3 separate regions of the Mus musculus genome follow, and regions 2 and 3 are each linked to region 1. Evidence: chromatin loops called from intact Hi-C (ENCODE). Cell type or tissue: left cerebral cortex. All regions are shown on one strand. Each heading gives the region's core, and the rest is flanking DNA. Links, peaks and the distances in the headings are about the cores only.

Evidence for each region. Peaks named below come from ENCODE experiments on the same cell type or tissue, not always from the same donor. Only the 100,000 strongest peaks of a DNase experiment are listed, where the experiment ranks them.
Region 2: a loop joins it to region 1, with 11 times the contacts of the local background. A loop is called at or near these places in 2 of 42 quality-filtered maps.
Region 3: it touches region 1 in a loop (25-fold over the local background); 3 of 42 quality-filtered maps call a loop at or near these places.

Annotation. Positions count from the first base shown.
Region 1 is chr8:73,917,979-73,926,336 of GRCm38, reverse strand. No RefSeq gene overlaps it. Among named protein-coding and RNA genes, the nearest start is that of Large1, 570 kb to the right of the region's middle. In left cerebral cortex, for the core only: a CTCF peak has its summit at 2,942; DNase peaks (open chromatin) are centred at 2,955, 4,971 and 7,796; H3K27ac peaks cover 999 bases.
Region 2 is chr8:74,204,113-74,212,470 of GRCm38, reverse strand. No RefSeq gene overlaps it. Among named protein-coding and RNA genes, the nearest start is that of Isx, 660 kb to the left of the region's middle. In left cerebral cortex, for the core only: no CTCF peak of the experiment used is centred there; DNase peaks (open chromatin) are centred at 3,947 and 7,669; H3K27ac peaks cover 1,298 bases.
Region 3 is chr8:73,607,339-73,615,696 of GRCm38, reverse strand. No RefSeq gene overlaps it. Among named protein-coding and RNA genes, the nearest start is that of Large1, 260 kb to the right of the region's middle. In left cerebral cortex, for the core only: no CTCF peak of the experiment used is centred there; DNase peaks (open chromatin) are centred at 855, 1,391 and 3,904; H3K27ac peaks cover 2,131 bases.

The DNA.
Region 1 (8,358 bases), core at 329-8,328:
TCTGAAACTATATAGTTATCATAAAATATGGCTTTTAGAGAGAGACACATTTTTCAAGGCTCTTCCTTATCTCTTTGTCATTTTGATATTCAAAGCATACACAATGTAGACTGCTTTGTATTAACTTACATGCACCAAGGTTCCCTTGTAATCTATTAGAAAATACTTGAGTTCCCCAAGCCTGGAGATCCTAAACTGCTAGTCTTCATAGGTTCCTCCATGCTGACCTTTGTGGGAGTTTTGGGAGCAAGGAAGTTAATGAGTACCTGAAGCTCATGTCACCTGCTGTTCTGTGAATGTCACAGTATTGTGTGTCTGGTCCAAGTGTTGGTGTCATCTGCTGTTATCTGGAAAACTGAAGCAACAGGTAAAAATCTCAGATTAGTCACAGCCTAGATAAGTTATTCCTTTTGTATTACAGCCCAGGCCAATATAATTTTTCTGGCCCCCTGACCAAGATCCATTCAAGGTTAGTTTTGAGCTCTGATTTTAAACAGTAAGATGTAAGAGGAAGCATTGGGGTTTTTTCAAAGGAAGAAAAAAAGACAGGCAAAAAGCAGCATAGGCTCTAGACCTGTTTCTCCTGAGTGTGGTATTGTATGTTTGTCTGAGTAGCCATTTGTTAGCAGTTCAGAGGTCAATCAAGAATGCTGAAATCAAAGCAAATGTGGACCAAATGACTAAAGACACAAAGCTGGGAGCTTCATACTTTCAGACTTGGCTTTTTGGTAGACTTGGCTTTTCCTGAGACAATCTTTCTATTGTTTTCACCCATTTAGTCAGCACATTATTTGGAACCATAAACATCCTATCTATGGTAAAAGAGAGAAGGACAGAGGAAGAAATGAAGAGAAACTGTAGGAGAAATAGAAGGGGAAGGTAGAAAAAGATGGGAATGAATGAGAAAAGATAATTAGACACCCTGAGGATCAGGCATGGAACAAACACTCCTCCACACTCAAAGACTAAGATCAAGCCAACAAGTGGATGGGGATCAAGAACAAAAGTGTCTTACAGGGAACATTACTGGTACTTGAGAAATGACTCAATAGTTAAGAACAAACACTGCTCTTGCAGAGGATTTGGGTTCAGTTCTCAGACCCAGGTCAAGTACCTCACAATTGTCTGTAATTCCAATTCCTATCGATCCAGTACTCTCTTCTGGTGTTCATGGTCAACTGTACTCATCTGCACATACTCCCACACAAACAAACTGAGATAGTTTTAGTTAATAATAAAAAATATTTTTATTGAAAAAAAAATTATGGCAAGAGTGAGTGGGGCCAGTGTGAGTGGGTCTGGAGCAAGAAGGAAAAGAAAAAAGAAAGAAAGGAAGAAAGAAAGAAAGAAAGAAAGAAAAAAAAAAAGAAAGAAAGAAAGAAAGAAAGAAAGAAAGAAAGAAAGAAAGAAAAAACATTTTTACACAATATATTTTGATCATGATTTTCCCTCTCCCAATTTCTCTTATACCCTTTGCCCTCTCTACTCATCCAACTTTTTTTTTTTTTTTTTTGGTTTTGGGTGTTTTTTGTTTTTGTTTTTTTGCCTCATTCTTTCTCTTTCATTAAAAAAAATCAATAAAATCAAAACAAAACTGGGCCTGATGACCTGAATTCAGTCTCTGGAACCCACGTGGTAAAAGAATGAGAGAACCAACTCCCATAAGTTATCCTAACCTCCACATTCACACGTTGGTACAGTTGTGACAACACAGAGAGTCAGACAGGGACAGGCACATATACATGTATGAACACACATACATACAAAATAGATAAATGCAAAATGTTGTTGTTTAAGAACCAGAGGGAAAGAGCAGGTGGGAAAACCTTGATTTCATGTTAGAACGAACATGTCCTCAGTTTCAGTGTCTTAGGAGACCCATAGGGGCTGTTGACCGTGAGTTCTAGAAAGCACAGCATAATCCACAGGTTCACCTGTGCTCTGGCCCCTCTTACCTCGGTTTCTGTTAAGGTTACCTTCCAACCGTTATCTTCTAAGTCTTCCACCACACCAATCTACCATTCTACATCTGTCTTCCTATGTGAGTCAGTAAACCATGCCACTAGATGGAAGAACTGGTAAGGCTGTAACAAGCTCAGAACCCTGATAAATCTCATAATTGAGAAAGGAAAGAGTTTGAACTAGCTCCTGACCAGATTCCTGTCCTGGAGTATGTAAGCATGACACCCCACTAAGAGCAAGTAATTGGTTAGATTCCTAGCTTCGGCACTTGCCCCCATCAGTAATCCTGGGTAGATGAGAACATTTATGCATACCAGTTTCATGTTAGAAAAGTAGTACTACAATACGGAGAAAGTAGTCAATAAATATTAGCTCTTCAAGCACCATTTCTGGAGCTGAAGGCCTTTCTTCAAGATGGTTTTGCCAATGATAGCAGCAGAGGAGGTAGAAAAGAGGTATGGGGGATGGAAAAAAATACACAACAGAAAAAAATTCAAGGTGGAATAAATGACTTTTGTTATTATCACTCTAAGATAAGTGGGCATAAACAACCACCTGTAGGGCTTTCGGCATACAGCCAGAAATAATTGAAGGAAGTGGGAGACACATAAGTTTCACTTTGTCTTCTGTAGCCCTGAGAAAGTGGCTTTGAAAGTTACTTAGTTCCATTTTAATGTTCTGACTGGGGAACTAATATTAAGCAGTTAGCCCTAAAAGATCTGATAGTAAATTACTGTAATCCCTGCCTCCATGCAGTGAGTAAACGAAATTTCTTTAAGAGTCAGTTTTCAAGAAGGAAAACAACAACAAAACAGAAAAAAAAAAAAAAAAAAAAAAAAAACAGTTAACAAACTTGACATTTCAGAAGTAAAGGATCCAGTGACAAAAGTGTGGCTGAGGCTGAATACGTTTAAAAAAAAAAAGTGCCATGACAACACAAAGATGAATCACTGCAGGAGGCAGCCGCCTCCTGTAGGGCCGACAGAGCTAAAGGCAGAGATGTCCTTGTTCCCAGCCTAGAGATGGCTCCAGGCAGTGGTGGAGCCAAGCAGGAAGTTCTGCTGGGAAGTACTAGACAGTGCCTCATGCTGAGATTCTAGGCACCAAGAAGAGAGCTGCTAGGATCACAAAGGGATGCAGCCCTTTCCAGAAACACAACCAAAATAAATAAATAAAATAAAATAAAATAAAATAAAATAAAATAAAATAAAATAAAATTTAAAAAGGCAGAAACAAGGGAAGAAACCTAGGCCTCTCTCCTCTCACAATGTCTCCTTACCAGTAAAGCCAAAAAAGAACCCAAGTGGCAGAAAAGTTTAGAGAATATAATTTACTCAGCTTTCTTATTTAGATCCCACAGGGAGGAAAATGCAGATAGAGAAAATAAAATAAGCTTCAAGTAAAAAGATGTTGATAATGAGAACAAAGAAGAGGACCATGAGGACCACTGAGACAGCAATGGCAATGACGGCTGTGATGAAAATAAAGGCAATGTGACTGATGAGACTACTCAGCAGGTAAAGATGCTACTTCCCAACACGAATAACCTGAGTTCAGTTCTTGGAACCCACATGATGGAAGGAGAGAACTAAATCCTGAAAGTTACCTTCCTATCTTGATATCTGTACCATGGTTCACACATTGCACTCACATGTACACACACACACACACACACACACACCTGCACACACACACATACCTGCACACACACAGAAGATAAATATAATTTAAAAACTCCAGTACCAACTGGCACTTATAACCAACCATTATTATAAAGCACTTTGCAATTGGAGTTGGGGAAAACAGAGGAAAGGCAAGATAGAGTGATATACACAACACTAGGGTTTAAAACTTTATCCAAGAGACACACATCTTGTTTTTTGTAGTGTCCAAATCCTTCTTCCATGCACCCCCAACACACATACACAGGAAGATTTTCTATTTATTCTGTGACTATCAAGGGGCTTGCCACTGTGCTGAGGAATTTTCCTATTCTCTCTCATTTGATTTCCATACTTGTCACATATTGGGAATGAAAAGCAGGCCAGCAGTTTTAAATAAACAACAGCCAGTAAATTGCTTCCATGCAGGGGAAAGAAGCCCTGGTTCTATCTGCCTGCAGTCTAGGTGCCTTCAGATGAAGGTATGAAACCAGTTTCTAAAATGCTTATTCACAGTCTTTGCAGAGAGCTGTATCCATCTTGAAGACTCTGCACCCCATCACTGCTTTTGAACTAAGGATGTACTGAACAACTTGGGAGCCAATAGTTGGGGGTGGGGGGCAAGCTATTCTGTCCCAAGTAGGGTATGGTTTAAGATAGAATTTTTAAGTTGACAATGAAAGTAATTTCTCTGCATCAATGGAAGTTAAACATTGAATATTCAAACACTGGAGAGTAAAGAAATATTTAAAAGAAACAGAAATAAAAAACAATTAAAGGTATTACCATAACTCACCCTGAGCAAAAGAGAGGTATAGTTCAAGAAGCAGAAATCTAGCTAAACTGAAGAGAGGAACATGTAAATTCCCATATAAGGAACATAGCCAGGAAGCCTCCCTTCAGTATAGATGCCTCTACTGAAAGAGTATAGCATCTATCTGAACAGTAAAAGTCAAGTTTGTGAGGGTATCAGCAGGTTCCATGTCTGTTCTAAGAGACTGTTTTCATGATAGAAGATAAAGGAATCTGGCACTTGGTGTTTTTTTATGGACATGTGGTATTCCATAGTTTCTACTTTTTCCTATGTTAATCTTAAGGGTCTCTTTCTCCCAGCCACAATCATGATGAAAACATCTTTCCATTTGGTTATTTTCTCTCTTCCTTCCTCTTACCCACACCTCTCCTTTCTCACTTTATCTTACGCAGATCTCAAAGACCACAAGATTCTTCCACTACTGTCAGAATTGCATTTTTCTGGAAAATAAAAGTAAAAATCTCTGCTTGTGGCTTCCCAGAGAAGTCCAAAACCAAAAGGAGGCTTTGTGTGGGTGGGTGTGCTCATCCACCGACTCATGCCCAGGACTCTGTACATGTGTTAGAGTGTGAATGGAGGGAAGAGGATTAACAGGAAATGAGAACAAGCATAGCTATGTTTAAACCTTCTCCCCTGTCTAATCTCTTATTGACTGAGAATCAGCATGAGGAGGAGAAGGTGTCTGGGGGGAATGAACACTAATCCCTTTTTCTGTCTTTGGTGGCTTCCCTCACCATCCCCTCCTCTGCAGGATACTTCAAGTAGGGCCTACCAGTGAGAGAACATCCAGGGTAATAAATTCAGAAGTTAAAACCCCACCTTAAGAGATGTATTAGCCTTGTTCCCACCAATACATCCTTAAAGAAAGCACAAGGAGAGTGACTCCAGAGCACTCTAGACTGCTTAAGATGGATATGGGAAATACAGACAAGGTATGGGCTTCATCTACAGGAGAAACAAGAGGGAAAAATGAAGTGAAATTAGAGTAGATTAAAGAAAAAGAACTTTTCTCTTCAAACTTAGTTCTCTGCCTACAAACTGGGTTAGGCAACTTGCTTGCTTAAAGTACACAACACCATTTGTGGAATGATGTAATGAATCACATAGTTCAAGGTAAATGTCCTGCTGACAAGAAAGAAGTCTGGCCCTTGTCTTTCTGGTCCACATTGCCAAAACCCAACTGAAAACAACAGTCTGGCAATATTTGTCAAGTGACTCCATTTTTATGCATTCTATGTGAATTTTCAACTAAGCTCCAGAATCCAAGGTCATGGACAGTATTAGTCCCAGTTAGTGTTCAGCTACTCAGTGCCAGCTGAGATGGCTCCCTCAGTAGTGCTTGCTTTGTAAGCATGAGGTCTCATCATTAGTTCCTCATCAAAGATGCAAAAGCTAGACATGGTGGCACACATCTATAACTTTGAAGATGGAGAAAATCAGTGACAAGCAGAGCTCCAGCTTGCTAGCCAACCTATTGAACCAATCAATGAGCTCCAGGTTCAGTGATCTTTACATGCATATGCATGTATACTTGCACACACACCCACACACACACACACACACACTTGAAAAAGAAGAACACATTGTAGAGCAAGTAAGACTTAACAACTATTAGGTGAAACTAGACAAAGGGCAAAGGATCGGGTTCCTTCATTTAAAGGAAAGAGCTAGACAAAGTTCCATATATCAGAGCAACATATTAGAGAAAGTGTAGTGGCTCAGAATGACAGGATCAGGCACACGTGTCAAGCCACCAAGTTCAAATATTATGTGCAGATGGGTGTGTGTATGTAAGGATGTAGTCCTAGAGGAGTTAAAAGGTAAACAGTCAGATTCTAATTGATTTTTTTGAAATTATAATCATTGAGTATATGATGAAATTTTCAGACATGTAATCAGGAAAGGAATGATCTAATTGCATTTATATTTGAAATGTTTTATTCCTTCTATGAGGAATACATGAAAGGAAGTTAAGCTAGTTAGAGGCTGAGACAATGATCCAGATGAGTGATGAAAGTGACCCGATTGTGGGAAGACTTGGGAGTTGGAGATCAGAGGAAGTTGTGAATGAGAGGATGTGATGGAAAAAAGAGATTTGAGGAAGCTGCTTGGCAGCAACTAAATGACAATTGGATACAGGAGAATAGTCAGGAAAGACTTTCTTTCTGGCGTTTATTATCCAGCATGGCAGATGATAGCACCAGGTGCTAGACGAGAAGAAGGAACATAGAGGGAGACAAATAAAGAGGAGTTGAGTCATTCAAGAGAAGTGCTGACTACAGACCAAGACCTGGGAGGCATTAGCCACTGGGGGCATAAAGACCACAGCACCAGATGAGATTCTACAGGATGATATGGAACCTGCAACCATGCTATTCTACCCTCCTCCTCCCAGGTCAAGTCCTTTGACTCAGCCTTCTATCAGAGCACGCATAAGGCTGAGACCTACAAATGCAGTAATTTGGTAAGAGGGGGATTCCTTATTATTCGGTTTGTGTATGAAGAAATCCCTCTGTGCTTGCTGTCCACTGTGGTTCCTAGAGTTGGCTATCATTATACTATGTGTCTTGTCGCTTTTACCTTGCAGCTTCCTTTAACATTTAGAAAAAAATTATTTTGAAAACACAAGCAAGTTATAATTCTGTTTAAGGAATAGAGGTAAAGGAAGTTTTGTCAGTCTTGATTCCAGCTCTTAGAAGGGAAGCTGCAGCCTTTAGAGTTTGATAATAGTGTCACAGGAAGTGCTATAGTTGGATAAGTGTCCCCTAAAAATCGATGTTTTATTAGTACTATGGTGCCTTTGAACGGTTCTAGAAACTTTAGGAGACAGGAATTTGTGGGAGGTTTTAGGTCACTGAAGATGTGTCCCTGAAGGGCATTGTTAGACCCTAGTCTACCCCACCTCTCTCTTTTCAAGGCCGATTCAAAGGCCAGAGGGAACAGGTAACTGGAATAAAGTAGAAATTCTGATGTTTTCTTTGGCATGCTAAAAATCTATGCCTGTAAATTTAATTTTTCAAAGTCTGTTTTTAATGATGGCTCTTTAATGCTTTAACCTCCCTTTTAACCCACCACCCACCAGAGGTAGTGGGAAAGAAAATATACAAGGGAAGTGGACCTGTTTAGAAAGGTTTTTTGGAACAACTCGAATCTGTGTTATCTAGAAATTGGCAGTTCAGTTCACAGGTTAGCGGTGGCAGCTCAATCCATTCACAAACACTTCATGGAAATATCAGGTCAGCAACAGCAGTAACACGACCTAGGGAGACAGCCAAGCCTCAGCCTCCAGTCAGAAGGAGGAACCAGACAGAACGCCAAGAGAAGTTCTTGGCTGTGCCTCTCTCAGCGATGTGAAGATCTGTCTTAGCTGATATCACTGGGCCAATCAGCCTGAGTCTACGGCAGAACACCAGAAGTTTTTGGCTCCCTTCTCTCTATGGAGTTCTGACAAAAAGGAGCTCAACTACACAATGTAAACGGGACCAATACATGCAGGTTTTTAGTAAAGAATCCTTTATCATGTGTCCTTTCACATGCTTGCTTCAGCAGAAAGTCCTTTCTCCAGTGTTCACTTCAGCTAAATATTCCTTCATGTGTTTGTCCCAGCAAAACATCATCCAACCAACTTTTCAAAGAATTCTTAAGCTTCCACTTTACTTGCCAAACTTCCTGCTGGGCTTCTTCTGCTTGCCAGTGAGGCTAAGATGCAGCCCATAAGCTCTTTAAATACTTTTTCAATTGACTTTTCCCCTTACTCTGTAAGAAACAGAGCAGGAGAAAGCCACAGCTGCATCTCCTTCTGTGTAGTGTTCAGAGATTGGGTGAGTAACTATAGAAAGATTACCTTGGGACCTCCAGTCAGTTCCTTCTTCCTGCCAGTTTTCAATTCCTCTTCCACTTCCCACAGGAAAATGAGAATAG
Region 2 (8,358 bases), core at 284-8,283, 290 kb before region 1:
CTATAAAATTACTCTCACCATGAAACACCACACATGCTTTCCCCACCATGATGGACTGTGTACACTTAAAACTGTGAGCCAGCATCAATTCCTTAAGTTGTTTCTTTGGGAATATTTGACCATAGCAATGAGGAAAATCACTAATACAATTTCTGTTTTAGACGACACGCTTGTTCAAGTGTCATTTGACTTACTGAAAATTTCATGTTCAGTTCCTGTTCCTCAGAGTTGCCCCCTGATTCCACAGCTCCCTTGGGGCTCAGATCAGTTGGGTCAGTGATCACAGCAGGTGAGGGAGGTTTTGTTTTGTTTTTAACAGGTTCTGTGTATCTTTATTCATATCTGTTCCTGTCTCTTTCCTTACTTTTCAAGACTGCAGTACTGGGACTGTGGGGAAACTACCTGGAATCACACAGTCAAGGGTTGATCCTCAGGGATATAGCACAAGCAAGCTAAGGTCATGAAAAGACTCCTTTATCTACTGTGTACTCTGGAAACTCCTCTTTTCATTCTGGCTTCCCTACTTGCTTGCCTGTGTGGTCCAGGGTTTTTTTTTTTTTAAGATTTATTTATTTTTATTATATATAAGTACACTGTAGCTGTCTTCAAACACTCCAGAAGAGGGAGTCAGATCTCATTATGGATGGTTGTGAGCCACCATGTGGTTGCTGGGATTTGAACTTAGGACCTTCGGAAGAGCAGTCGGGTGCTCTTACCCACTGAGCCATCTCACCAGCCCCTGGTCCAGGGTTTTTACCATCCCATCTCATCACATCTGGAAAGCAAAGAAGGCTATGCTAAAAACTTGGTGGGTTTAGTCTGTAAGTTCCATTTTAGCCAGAACCTAGGCTGTGATGCTAACTTTCTATTAGCCTGAGATCAAATTATATAAGAAGGGTACAATGGATATTGTTTTCAATGTCTCTGTCTACACCCTGAGATTAACAATAGAATATCTACTTTCTTCTTTTCTTTTTCCTTTTTTCTTTTATTTAACAAGGAAACAAAGCATTTTATTTCACGACTTTCTGGAATGTTTGTTAACATAATTGTTCTATTGTTTTTTTCTCTTTTATTGGATATTTTCTTTATTTACATTTCAAATGTTATTCTTTTTCCCAGTTTCCCCTCCAGAAACCCCCTATCGCAGCCCCCTCCCCTTGCTTCTATGAATATCCACTTTCAAACTCCACAAATATGGTGGGTAATCTAGTGGCTAACACAGCCATCTAGAGCACAGACTCTTCAGATATACCATCTCAGTTCAAATTCCTAACTTGCTATTTACAATCTGTATGGCCGTGGGACAACTATATAAGTACTTTGTGCCTCAAAGAGGCATAAAATAGTAATATGCAACCCATTAGAACTAACTATAGACAGTCATTTATGCCCACAATTTGCTTAGACTATAACTTACCTCCAACAAATAAAATAAAATACTAGTTAATATAAGGTTCTCACCAGGCATTTAGTATATAAAATTTATTCTAATAAGCTCATTGTGTCCTAAAATTTTATTGTAAAGACTTATATGTGTGACACACCTACAGCAATCTTGTATGGTGTGTACACATGTATATATGTGTACATGCTTTTCTATGTGTGTGTGTGTGTTTGTGTAACTTCAGGAAACATATTTGTCTTAGATACACAAGATTTTAGATTCAAATGACCTTCGTGTGTTATCCACCATTTTGAATTTTAGTTTTCCCAGAGTTATACAAAAAATTGCTGTGATCCATCCTAGGGTATGGCTAGGAACATTATTAGATGAGGGAGTGAATAAGGCTCTGAAGTAGTCCTCCTGACACTGCACAGGAATGCAGTCATGTCCAACTGGATGTGAATGCTTGTGCCTTATCTCAAGTAATGTCCTTGTTGCTCTCTGAGCAGAGAAGTGATGGGCAGCTTCTTCCCATGGGTGGTTTTTGGAAAAGAACTATCAATTTACAAATGAATGCTTGTGAGTTTTTTTTTTTTTTGTTTTTTGTTTTTTTTTCTGGAGACAAGAGAAATGCATTCCTTAAAGAGTTAAGGACTGTGCTAGGGAAATGGCTCAGTGGGTAGACAAGTAGTCTACCCACTACGTGCCAGGCAAGGACCTGAGTTCAGATCCCCAGAGTCTATGTAAATTCAGATGCTGAAATGTACATTTGCAAGCCCACTCAGAAGTGCAGAAGTTACAGACAGGAGACTCCCCAGAAACTTACAGATCACCTAGCCTGGCATCAGCATCAGTGAATAATAGAACCTGGATCAACCAAGGTAGAAGTGAAGGACTGCCACCCAAGTAGTCCTATGATTAGCATGTGCAAGCATTCACAAATACAGAGATTAAAAAGAAATAGTTAAGTATTGAATATTGCATTTAATCATTCACTTCAAGAAAATGGGCAAGGGATCACATTCATGGTGCTTCACAGATGAGAGTGGCCTTGAAATGACATGGTCTCCCTGCAGCCACATATGCCACCTCTATTTCTTTTTGCTTTCCAAGCTGTCCTTCAGAGGTGGATTATGTCTCCCGTGACAGGTTCCTGAGATAGAATTTTCTTAGAAGTGAGAGCTGGGGAGGACTCTTTATTAGAGAGACGCAGCTGCTTATCTTTCTGGTCTCTGCTACCTCCTTATCTCCCTGGCCTTTCAAGTCCCCCAACTCAATCACATTTCTCTTATTTTTCTTTTTCCTTTTCTTTTTGTCCCTCTACTTGCTCATGTCTCTTGGATTTTCTTTACAAGATTAAAAGGAAATAAGTCTACTGTCTTCTATCTTTTTCAAGACAGTTTAACACTTCCTCTTCAAACTCTTATTCTCATTTGCAACTTCAGATAGCAGGCCTAGAAAGTTCTGGAATCTAACCACTGGCGAAGCAGCACAAGCTTTCTACTATATCTTTCTGTGATCCAACTTTTGCCTTTATTAAAAGCAGGGAAATCTCTCAAAGGCAGCCCTTGAGATGCTATTCCTATTTTAGTAGATGATCCCAGGCAACCTGTGCCTATCCAGGCAACACTAAGTGGATTCAGTGGGTTCAAAGTAAACAAAAGAACACATGAAGTTTGGGGAAAGAGTGGCAAGAATGGTTAGAGGAGGGGGAATGTGGGTTTGCTTTGTCAAAACATATTACATGCATATGTGAAATTCTCAAACAGTAAAAATTAACTTAATTGTTATATTTGTAAATAGGTGAATAAGTCAAGAAAATTACTTAAGGGACTTTGCATATCTCCTAAATGGAGTTGCATTCATTTATTTATTTATTTATTTATTTATTTATCACAATAATTTAACATGCAACTGCAGTTAGCCTGGAACTTTCTACATAGACTGGCTGGCCTCATATTCAAAGACATCTATCTGGCTGTGACTTCCAATTGTGGGATTCCAGGTATATGCCACCATGCCTGGCTTGCCTTTGTCTTTCTTTCCCTCCACTTTCGAATCTTTGTTACAAAGGATATAGATTGTGACCCTGAAATAGCTGAAGGCTTAATAACATGGAACTGAGTAACCAGCAAAATAGATGAATCTATTTCCTGTTGTTATCAAGGAATTCAATTCTAGGTTTTTGAGCATCTACTGTGAACCAGGTCATTTTATATAATCTTATACATGTGAAATGAGTTAAAATCTTCCCAGTAAGCCCAAGAAACAAGTATCTTTATCACTGGCCAGGGTCACAGACCTTGCTGTAAGCCACTAGGATGAAAAAAGCAGAATGCTAATCTTTTGTGACTCTGGAGAATGAAGGCTCTTTGCATGGCTCCAGAGTGTTTCTCTCTCTTTAGGGACGGAGATGTCTGGCCCCTCAGGAGAACCGCAAGTATTTAAAGCAGAGGGAGTTTAATATAGCAAATTGTTAACCGAGGGTGTGTAGGTTAAAAGGCAAGTAGTGTTTCAACAGTTAAAATGATCTGCAGACAGTACAAAAAGCTGCTCCTCTCTTAGAGTGTCATGCTGAAGGGGAGTGTGGGAGGCTTCTCCTCTGGAAGCTAGAACAGCATCAGAGATGGTTTCCAGAGCCGATTCTTCAAGAGGTGATTGTTCCCTTCGATGTTTCTGAAAGCTGGGGAGATTCCCCAGGTATTTTCCTCTGCAGTCCTCTGTTCAGTGTCTCACAGTAAGTTGAAGCCACCAAAAGTCCTAGGAACTGAGGAGGGCAGTTCCAGTGCTGACCAGTCCCATTGATGATCTAGTTTAAATTGAGAGTGGGGGTCTTTTGAAATGTAGGTTTTTATTAGCGGATGTAGGAAAGTCAGTGTGCATATCCTTTCTGCCTCCCTCTTCAATCCTCATCCTTTCTTACTGCCTCCTTAGCTACTATAAGATGAGTAGCCTCTACTTCATTTTCCTGCTATAGCCATGATGTTTCTTCCTCTCCTCAGTCCTGAAACTGATCATGAAAGGATGAAAATCTCTGATGACATAAGCTAAAAGAGAGATTTCTTCATTTAAGCTGCTTCTTCCGGTATTTGCTACAGTGACTAAAAGCCTGACAGACATGTCTGGCATCTATCCTTCTTACACAAAGGAATGAGTGTGTCCAATACCTCAGATATCTCCATAGCCACAAATTATCCAAAAACATGACATGAATAAAATCCAGACAGGGTCGGTTGTAAGCTGGACCTTTAATGTGCATCATGAGGCCTAGCTTGCTTATTCTTCCATTGACAAAGCTGATGAAGGAGCTGGTACCCCAGCTAAGTGGTAGTTGAGTAAGAAATTACTTACCTCAGACTATTCCAACATTAAACCAATTCAGAACCTTAGTGTAAATAAAAATGCCTTTTTGTGTTCAATAACCTCTTGTAAATCACATGGAAAGTGTTTTCACCTTATCACAGCTGCCTTACATTACCTAGGGATTCAATAAGCTGGAATTAAACATAACCTGCATTTAAGATAATAGTAACTTATGTGAAGCCATATCCTATTGTTTATACTAAAATCTGAAGTGTTTATAGAATGAAAATTCAATTTCCATTTACTATGGATGTAAAGACAGCCTTTCCTGTCTGTGAACTTTAAAAGGGCTTCTAGCATTATAAATTGTAGCCACCTACTGGGAACGCAAACTAGCAAAATCCTGTTGCTACCAGACACCCTTTAGATACCATAAAAGCACAGAGGACTGGGGATAGATTTGTTTCAACTCTTCTCAAATGGTGCTCTTTCCTTTGGTCATTAAAAGCTTGAAGAGTGTCACCACTGACTGGGAACATTACTTAGATTGCTGGGATTTAAAAGGGAAGGGGTCCTGGAACAAATGATTAGTTTCTGGAATATCTGTATTCTAGAAGCCAAGCTGGATCATTCATTCCTTGCTTTCTCTTTCCTATTACATTAGTGGCAGGCTACTGATGATGCAAGCCAGAAGCAACCAGAAAGTTCCTGTTGTGTACCTGTGACACTTACAATGTAAGCCCCCTGGAATCATTGCCCCGCAGCTTTACAATGTCACCGCAGCATGCATGGATGTGCCTTTCTGCTACATTTTTTTCCTTGAAGTATGACTCTAATGGCATTGTCAAAAATATGTACCTTAAATTAAACATGTGCAGAAGTGTACCTTCTCCAAAGCACCTCTCCATATGAGGTCTTCTAATAAATTCCTCACTTACTCTTTGAGGAAAACATGTCACCCTAGAAAACTCTGCCCTTCTGATTGCAGATAAGAAAAATTATTCTTCACTCTTGTGGGATAGCTGAGCTGTGACTTTTGTCTTTTCACAATTTTGTAAAATACTGTGCTTTCTTCCATGGAAGTCAATGAGCCTAGTCTTGATAAGAAGTGTAGAGATGTCTCGTCCATCCTTAACAAAATGAAGATTTCTCCCAATGAGCTTCATTCACCACTTCTTCTTGCTCCTAGTTTCATAGGAATCTCATATCTCTGGCTATAGAAAACAAGCCTTTGAGATGAGAAATGATCTGTCACTCAACTGTGTCCCCTGCCCTGGGAATTTGGACTAGAAAAAGAAGAGTTAAATCCAGGAATGAAATACATTCTTGCTCTGGGAACAGAGTCTACATGCTATCTCTAAAGGACTTGTCCTTCCTTCCTTCCTTCCTTCCTTCCTTCCTTCCTTCCTTCCTTCCTTCCTTCCTTCCTTCCTTCCTTCCTTCCTCTTTCCTTCCTTCCTGTCTGTCTGTCTATCTATCTATCTATCTATCTATCTATCTATCTATCTATCTATCTATCTATCATCTGTCTAGCATCTAACTATCTTTTAAAGCATGAGCCATTTCCTGAAGGATGGAGAACAGTGAGCCAATGTGCCTTTGTGAAAGAACTCATCATGTTGTGTCAGTCACATTCCTAAAGCCCCTGGAGTTAATGTCTTGCCAGGGATGAAATGTTTTTATAAACATTTATAAAGGAGAGGACAATCCTTTGTAGCCTAGGAGCCAGGATAAAGCAACACACTTGCACTAGATGTTCAACTCAGGTAAAACTCTGTATGCCTGGAGTCATATTCACTGTCAAGCCTCCTGTCTTGAGGGCTTGAGGATCATCCTTGTTGTTTTCATCTCCATGCACTACTTTTGAGTTGATGTCAGCCTGAGAATCACACATGCTAGAACTTGGGTTGAGTGTGGATAGGTGTCATCTGTCTTGAGGCTCTTGCAAGAATCATCTGGAATGGTGAGTGAGGCATTCATTGTTGGGCTTCACTATCAGGAGGTTTATTCTGGAAAGTCTTGTGGCACTTTCAACTCTCTCTATCTTCATTTTTCTCATGAATATTTCATTAGTATAGGTTGTTGCATTCCTTGGTTAAATGTATTTCTAAGTATTTTATTTTATCCTTGTAGCTTTTATAAGTGGTTTCCCTGACTTTTCAGAATCTCATTGTTATCACAAAGTCTGCTGTTTTGTGTATGTTGACTTTGTAGCCTATGACTTTACTGAAATCATTTATTAAACCTAAGAGGGATTTGTGGGATCTTTCTGCTTTTCGTATAGAGGATGAAATAGGAACAATTTACTTTCTTCATTTCCAGTTTGGATACTCTTATTTATTTCTAAGATCCCTTAAGGCTTTCAGAGAAGAATATACATCAGAAGTTACATGTGATATTTTCTGGTTCACATTTAGTAAACCCTGATTACATTCCCTCGAGTGCAAGTTAAGGCACATGTACTGGTGGCTGCATGCAGCCTGGAGAACACCAGCTTGCATGCTCTTATCTTGATCAGATCTTACCACGGTCACTTTCTCTTTTATTGAAACCTGGGTTTGAAAAAGGCGAACAGAACAGGGCTAAAGAGGAAGACAGAGGTAGAGTAAATGCTGAAATTTGGGTTTCCTGTCTCCCAAGACAATATGCACTTTCTCTGTTTCATGATGATTTACCAAAGGATATTCCTCTACTTCTGAGCAGTAGGATAAGCATTCTCTTCCCTGATTCCATGTCTGTCTCAGTTACTCTCTCAATACTATGACAAATATCCAGTAATAATCAAGGAAAAACAGATTTATGTGGTCACTTGTATAGTTCATCATGGCTGGGAAGTCCTTATGGTAGCAAGAGAATGAAGTATCTGCTCACACCACATCTCTACTCATGAAGCAGGGGCTCATCCTGATCTCTACTTTTTATTTAGCCTGGAACTTGAGCCCATGAGCTAGTATCACCCACACTGAGGGTGGATCTTTTCTTTGAAAGAAATAGTTTCAGAGGCATGTTTCCATGGTGATTCTAAATCCAGCCAGGCTGACAATGAGTATTAACTACCACAATGTCCCCATCTAAATTTAGGATAGCACATATTATCATTCACTTATCCATTAAACAATTTGAGCATTCCCTCAATGTTGAGCTTCTGGTGCTGAATATATATTAGGGGATGAAATATGTATGCATTTGTAAACTGATGGTGTTCACAGTTTAATAGATCACCGTGTCTCCAGCAGCAGCAGCAGCAGCAGGAGCAGCAGCAGCAGCAGCAGCAGCAGCAGCTTTCTCAGGAGGCATACTCATCATGTCTCAAACACTTTCCCAGTACTTTACATGCCTTTGTTTAAACACTATGCTCTTGTTTTATTGTGAGATAAAGGTCACTGAGATAGGTACTTAGCAGGAATGTGAGAAAGATACAGTAAAAGCACATACAACTTGTCTAAGCCCTCAATTGTGTAGGTCAGTTAGAAAAGCTAAAATGCTAAACTGTATGCCAGTGTGTGTAGTGGTACTTTCTAAACATTTATATAATGGGAAATTTTATTAGTGTATCCTGTTTAACCCTTACTGTCCTTCTCTGTGAAAAATCATCATTTACATTTTTATAAGTGGTAAAAACAAGTCTTAGGTTTGATGACTTGCATCATTGATGAGCTGATAGTGAA
Region 3 (8,358 bases), core at 284-8,283, 310 kb after region 1:
ATAACTGGAGAAGTTACTTGGGTGTGCTTTAAAGAGATTTGCACATCACACTATGTGTAACTATTAGTTTAGAGACAATGTTACTGAAGGTCAAATACTCAGGATAAAGAAAAATGTAAATTTTGAGCTAATATGTTCAAAACACTATAGGGAGCAGTAGAAGTCTGTGCAAGTCTCTTTATCCTAAAGGCTTGCCACTTTGAACATTTAAAAATGTTGTGATCAGCATGCACATATCTGAAGGTCACAACCCAGTAAAGAAGTAGTTTTTAAAGCCCAATGGATGAGACAATTGGGAACCAATAAAAACTTCCACAAAGAAAATACAAGATTAGAAGCCATCATCTACCCTCTTGAAACTCAGAAACCTGACAACTGAATATTTCTTCATGTGTTGGCACAAACTAATTTGATAGAGAACACAGCTGAACTTATAAGGCATTTCTTCACAATCTTTAACCCTCTTCATGTGGATGTTCATAGACAGTACTCATCCATGTTTGCGATGATGGTGTTATCCCATGGTGTACTGATAGACCTACAGAATATGCTGTACATGGCATCTCTTAAATCCAAAAGATTCTTGTGCTTTCATAAAACCCAGATTTTAGATGAAGGAATACAGACCTCTTCCATGAACCTGTTGAAGCTTTAGGAGGAAACTGTTCTGCAAACAGTTCTAATATTAAATTGGAGAAATTAAGGAAGAAGTGAGTGAAGAAATTGTGGGCAAACCAGGAGTGAAAAATATTGAGCTCTGTAACAAGCTGGAGACACCGGCAGAGGAGGAGTTGGGGGATATTTCCCAGCTATATTCATGCAAGTCAGTTTCAGATTGAAAGTGGGAGGCAAGAGAGGAAGGAATCCAGGATGTGCCTCATGCTGCTAGCTTGGAAAAGCGGACAGATGGTGAGCCATCTCCCATTAAAGAGAATCAAGAACAATCAGAATTAAGGAAATCATTTCAACATGCTTATTTGACCATGTGCATGTGAGGTTCCTGTGAAAACATGGAGAAGAAGTTGGAAATATGGGATGGTGAGCTTAGAAGGAAATCTAGTGAAGGGGTTACAAATTTGGAAGGTGTAATATAGTGTGTAATGTTCTACCAATAGATATGTCAAAGTCCTAGCTCTCAGTCTGAGTATAACCACATTAGAAGAGAGACTTTGAAGATAAAATTACACTGAAGTCTTGACATGAGGCATGTTGACTATGAAGCAAGTGACTGTCGATTTTACAAAAAAAAAAAGGAAGGACACAGAAAACAGCCAGATGAAGAGATAGATTGAGGATACATCAATGCATTTATAAGCCAGGAATTCTGAAGACTGTCAGAGACAGAGTCTGTGAGAGAGGCATTAGTCAGACTTTCCTTCAGAGTCTCCAGCTTGGAAACTCGCCCATGATCAACTTGATTTTTGGATTTCTAAAAACCAGAAAGATGAAATAGTCTATCATTGATCTTATAAGCCATGCAGTGGGTGGAAGTTTGTTATGGCAATACAGGAGACTATGAGAATGCTTCAGCCATGAAGGGCATTCTCAGCAAAACATTGCTAATAAGGAGAGGAGGATTTAAGTGACACCAACATTGAGTAGAAAGGAAAGGACAGGGTGAGGATGGTCAGAGATAAACACAGAGAATTGAGAGCTCAGAAAATCATGAGCTACCAGCAGGAATCAAATGGTATCAAATTTTGCAGAGGTGGCATATAGAATATAGTCTGTAGAGAGAAAATCCTGTTCATACCAAGGTCACTGGTGACTTTCAATGGAAGCAATTTCAGGGATCTAAGGAGTCAGTAATGTATGAAAAAGTCAGCAGAATATTCTTTCCGAGATGTGTGATTAACTTGCTTCCTAGGAGCATCCTGAAGGCTACCTTAGGAATGGTGGTAACAGGAAAGTGGCCATGTTTGTGGTTTGCATGGGATTTGAATTTATTTCAAAGATTTATAGGCTGGCAAGCTTGAGGATCTCTACTGGCTATTTGTGTTAGGACAAAGTTGTCCTAGTTCTGGGCAAAGTTGTCAACATAGAAGAAATAAAGACAGTCAAATATCGAACAGCAGTTGGAGTTGAGAGCACGTAGTATTTCTTTGTACAGAGCTGTTGCTGTTAAGCAGCTGGTGGTCAAGTTTTTGATCCTCCCTTGCAGCTAGGTAAAGACATGATCTTTTCATACCAATGGAAGAAGGATAGAAAAGAGTAGAAGTAAGGCAGGGAATCCTCTATGCCCTGGGGTATGGCAAGTGTGCATGCCTTTTCCAGTTTTTCTCTCCTCAACATAAACTGGAATCAGAGGAGTCACAATTCTTAGTGATGACAGGCCACAGAAACTGAAGGAGCCAGAGTTCCTGAATCACATAAAGTCTTTCATTAATAGAAAAAAAGCCACAATAGATTGCTAAATGAGTGTGAAACAAAGATGGTCAGCCGGATGGTGGTTGCGCATGCCTTTAATCCCAGCACTTGGGAGGCAGAGGCAGGTGGATTTCTGAGGTCGAGGCCAGCCTGGTCTACAGAGTGAGCTCCAGGACAGCCAGGCCTATACAGAGAAACCCTGTCTCAAAAAACCAAACAAATAAAAACAAAAACAAAAACAAAACAAAGATGGTTTTAGTGAAATACGAAGGTCTATTTGTTTTAAAAGCTAGTGTTACTTTAAGATAGCCTGAATATTTTACAGAGTCCAGATTTCAAATGGCTGGGTTACTGTCATCTGTTATAGAGCTCAAATGCTACTGGCTTGAGTCACAAGTAACCAGCTGACTAGGTGCACCTAGCATCTGTCCCATTCTCACTAAGGACTTTTCATTCTTTCAGAATAATTATTTGAATGCCAAGTACTCCTGAGCAGGACTCAGAGGGACAGCATGCATGTGATGGATCTCTGCCTTTAACTTGCTTATATTCTAAGGTTGGCAGACAGACAGGAAGCAGATAAACAAATCGTTCTAGACTTCAATTCCAGGTAAGTAGATGTGTGTGTTACACTATTGAGCACTAAATATAACAGAATAATGGATAAAAAGTGATAGGCAGAGTGTGCTGCAAAGAGAAGATCTTGGGCTGGTGAGATGGCTCAGTGGGTTAGAGCACCCGACTGCTCTTCCGAAGGTCCAGAGTTCAAATCCCAGCAACCACATGGTGGCTCACAACCATCCGTAACGAGATCTGACTCCCTCTTCTGGTGTATCTAAAGACAGCTACAGTGTACTTACATATAATAAATAAATAAATCTTTAAAAAAAAAAAAAAAAAAGAGAAGATCTTTGTCCAGGAAAACTACAATGGAGATTTTTGTGAAGTTGCTAGACAGGCAAAGAAAAAGATGGAATGATGTTAACTAGAAAGCTTGAAAGAGGCCCCGAGGAAATGTGTGTCTGGTGTTTGGGGCAAACATTGTGACCACAGCAGGAGGAGTGACCATTCTAAGAGCAGAGTGAGAGAGGCAATATTGAGCTATATCCTGGAGGATCATGGGAAGGAGTTTGAGCACTGCCCTAAGTAGGATGCCCCTGACCTGACCTAGCTTCCCATGTGAGAAGTGTCCAAAGCACCTGCACCTTCCTTGGAGTCCTGCCACCTGTTGGCCTGGGACCTTGCACCTGTCTTTTCATCGCCCTTTAACTCACTCTGAGCTTCCTCTGGACACTTTCCAGACTGGATGGTATATTTGTCAAGAATAAGCCAGGCAAAGAAAATCTCTTTGCTGGTGGAGAAGTGAGGCCTCTGCAGAGAAAATAAAACTTGTGGGCTTACCAGGGGAGAAGCAGCCCCATGAGGCTATGAGCACGAAGTCTATATTTGAGCTGAAATTACGCAGGCTGGCAGGTGGGAACCCAAACACAACTGCTTTTCCTTATGTGATGGCAAGTGAGTAATTTTGCCTCCTGAGTTTGAGGAAGTTCCTCCTGCTATGAATTGGTGTGATCGCTCATACTAGAACGCTGTAGCGGTACATGGGAGGGCTCGGGGCCTCCACAGATGGGAACACTTTTAACAGTCACGATAACTCACATTTGCAAACTACACTTCGTTCGCTCCATCTGTGTCGCCCCAGCCTAACATCAATCTAGGGGACCAGCCAATTCTATTTTAAACATCAGGAAATTCTGGCCCAGAGAGATGAAATGAGGAGCCTAAGGCTACCGAGACAGTGGCTACATTATTCTTTTGAAGGACAGTCTGAAAATGTCATTATTAATTCCCCTGTTTAAAATTGTTCATTTAAAACTGAAATACTTTCTTGTGTCCTATAAGGTCTTATACCAGACATTGGACAAATAGCCCAACTTTATAAAAACGTTTTATTGGAGATCCACTTGTCTGTATAGCATGAATGGCTGCTTGTGCAAGACAAGGAGAGGATTGAGTAGTTGAGAGAGGCCTGTATAGGCCCCGAAGTTGATAATATTTAACACCTGGCCTTTTCCAGAACAGGTTTATTAACATCAGCTGAGGTACCCTAACCTTTTCTCCTACTCTTTCTCCTACTCATTCTTTGTTCTTTTTCAGGTATTTTGGTTCCTCCCCAACACATACACACACACACACACACACACACACACACACACACACACACACACACACACACACACACACACACACTACATTTGTTCACATCTCAGAACAAATGCTGACACTCAGGGAGACATCCTGTGACCTCCTAGCTAACATAGCCCAAGTCCTAGCACAAATTCACTTCTTTATAATTTTTGTATTTGTGCCAATATTACTTTCTCAGTGGTCTTATGTATTTATGTACTTATTGTTGATGTATACGACCACACTATTATCTCCATGGGAACAGGTATCTGGACTTCATTGCTCAGTTTATACTGCAAGCAAAATGGTTCTTGACACCTACTGGCCTCTTCATAGTCAACTGCTAAATGAATATGCAAATCAAAGAATTAATGAGACTCCAACCCATTCTGATTAAGGTGAGATCTTTCAACCTAGCTATTATTGACCTCTGGAAGTGGAAATTTTGTTGTTGTGGGGATGTCCTGTTTATTATAGATTTTTAAAGCACCTTTCTTGGCCTGCTAGATGTCAATTGCTTATCAGCTGCACCATCTGGATTATGAAAACCAAAAATGTTTTCACACTTTGCAAAATGTCCCCTTTGTGGGAAGATGTGCCCCAGTTGAGAAACACTGGACTGTATGTTTTATCTTGGTAGAACAGGCTTGAGAGATGACTTACTGAGTATTATGCTTGCTGTGCAAACAAGAAAACCTCAGTTCAGATCCTCAGCAGTAATGGAAAAAGCTAGGTGCAAATCTACACATCTGTAACTGCAGCACTGGGAGCTTGGAGTTACACAGATCAATGGGCTTGGGGCCAGCCAGTCTAGAGGAGATGGTAAGGTCCAAGTTGAGAAACACACACACCCTGTTTCAGAACATAAGATAGGAGAAATAGAAGACATGCAATAGCAATCTCTGATCTCTACATGCATATCTGAGCATCCTTATTCTCTCTCTCTCTCTCTCTCTCTCTCTCTCTCTCTCTCACACACACACACACACACACATACACACACACACACTGTCATTGGGCCTTAAAACTTAATAGCAAGCTTTTACCCAAGAACATAGTAATTTCAAATTTCTTTTTTTTATTGTTTGATAATTTTTTGTTAGATATTTTCTATATTTACATTTCAAATGTTATCCCCTTTCCTAGTTTCTTCTCCAAAAACCCCTATCCCCTCATCCCTCCCCCTGCTCCCCAACCCACCCACTCCCATTCCTGGGCCTGGCATTCCCCTATACTGGGGCATAGAGCCTTCACAGGAAAAAGGGCCTCTCCTGCCATTGATAACCAACTAGGCCATCCTCTGCTACATATAGCTAGAGCCACAAGTTCCATCATGTGTTTTCTTCGATTGGTGGTTTAGTTCCAAGGAGCTCTGGGGGTACTGGTTAGTTCATATTGATGTTCTTCCTATGGTACTTCAGACCCCTTCAGCTCCCTGGCTCCCTCATTGGGACCTCGTGCTCCGTCCAATGAATGACTGTGAGCATCAACTTCTGTATGTGCCAGGCACTGGCAGAGCCTAAAAGGAGATAGCTATATCAGGCTTCTTTCAGCAGGCTCTTGTTGGCATCTGCCTAGTGACTGGGTTTGGTGTTTTTTTTTTATGGGATGGATCCCCAAGTGGGGCAGTCTCTGGATGGTTGTTCCTTCAGTCTCTGCTCCGAATTTTGTCTCTGTAACTCCTTCCATGGGTATTTTGTTCCCCATTCTTAAAAGGAACAAAGTACTCACACTTTGGTCTTCCTTCTTCTTGAGTTTCATGTGTTTTGCAAATTGTATCTTGGGTATTCTAAGTTTCTGGACTAATATCCACTTATCAGTGAATGCATATCATGTGTGTTCTTTTGTGATGGGGCTACCTCACTCAGGATGATATCCTCCAGATCCATCCATTTGTCTGAGAATTTCATACGTTCTTTGTTTTTAATAGCTGAGTAGTATTCCATTGTGTAAATGTACCACATTTTCTGTATCCATTCTTCTGTTGAGGGACATCTGGGTTCTTTCCAGCTTCTGGCTATTATAAAAAAAAGGCTTTTATGAACATAGTGCAGCATGTGTCCTTATTACAAGTTGGAACATCTGGGTATATGCCCGGGAAAGGTATTGCTGGATCTTCCAGTAGTCCTATGTCCAATTTTCTGAGGAACTGCCAAACTGATTTCCAGAATGGTTGTACTAGCTTGCAATCTCACCAGCAATAGAGGACTACTTTCTCCACATCCTTGCCAGCATCTGCTGTCACCTGAGTTTTTGATCTTAGTCATTCTGATTGGTGTGAGGTTGAATCTCAGAGTTGTTTTGATTTGAATTTTCCTGATGATTAAGGATGTAGAACATTTTTTCAGGTACTTCTCAGCCATTTGGTATTCCTCAGTTGAGAATTCTTTGTTTAGCTCTGTACCCCATTTTTAATAGAGTTTTTTGATTTCCTGGAGTCTAGCTTCTTGAGTTCTTCGTATATATTTGATATTAGTCCCCTATCAGATTTAGGATTGGTAAAGATCCCTTTCCAGTCTGTTGGTGGCCTTTTTGTCTTATTGACAGTGGCCTTTGCCTTACAGAAGCTTTGAATTTTGTGAGGTCCCATTTGTCGATTCTTAACCTTACAGCACAAGCCATTGCTGTTCTGTTCAGAAATTTTTCCCCTGTGTCCATATCTTCAAGGCTTTTCCCCCACTTTCTCTTCTATAAGTTTCAGTGTCTCTAGTTTTATGTGGAGTTCCTTGATCCACTTTGACTTGAGCTTTGTACAAGGGGATAAGAATGGATCAGTTCGCATTCTTCTACATGATAACTGCCAGTTGTGCCAGTACCATTTGTTGAAAATGCTGTCTTTTTTCCACTGGATGGTTTTAGTTCCCTTGTCAAAGATCAAGTGACCATAGGTGTGTGGGTTGTTTGGACCTAAGAGAGACCTCTGCTTTAAGGCCAGTTCCTTGGTAAGATGATGTAATTGCTCCTTTAAGGAAACATCCATATGGTTCTGGAAATACAAAGCCCCAAGTTAAAAACCACCTAGTCATTTTCTTTTTTATTGGTTATTTTATTTATTTACATTTTAAATGTTGTTCCACCTTCCTGGTTTCCCCTCTGCAACCAATTGCCCTATGACATATCCTCTACCACCCACCTAATCATTTTCATTAACAACTGATTAACAAGGAGAAGGCTGAAAGCATAAAGCAACATGTTTTTGCTACTTTCTGCACTAACAACATACAAGGGCTAGGGGCACTGTAAACAAAGAGGCTTAGGGATCTCTAAGGCATTTGGCCATTTGCATGGATCAGAAATATTAATGTGAGTTATTTGGTCAAGCTCTTTTCCATGGCAAAAAGAAAAATGGATAGAGCAAAGATGGAGCAAATGCATCAACTGGCAAGGGCTGCATAATCTCTAGGGTGAGCATATGAAGGCAGGATGTGGAAGTCACTTAGTGATCTTGTTTTTTACAAGGAAAATGCTGAGTGCAGGAAGCCTGCTGTTGCTGCTGCCTGGCTCCTGTGCTGCTCTGATGGAGAAGCTGGGCAATGGATTCTGCTTGCTTCCTGGGGATGTATTCTATTTTCATAGCGCTCTCTCCTTGGTGGGGTATAACTTAATGTGCCACCCAGCAGATGCAGCCACATTTCAGAAAAGGGTGGTTTTCATCAACAGATGACCCATAATGTCCCATGTCATCATCCTGATGCTCTCATTTTTCCTCAGATGGCAGCCAAAATGGTCTTTCATTAGCACATATAGTCTTTGTACTGAAAAAAAAAATCCCCAATCAAGTTTTAAGAGTATGTTTTGTGTGTG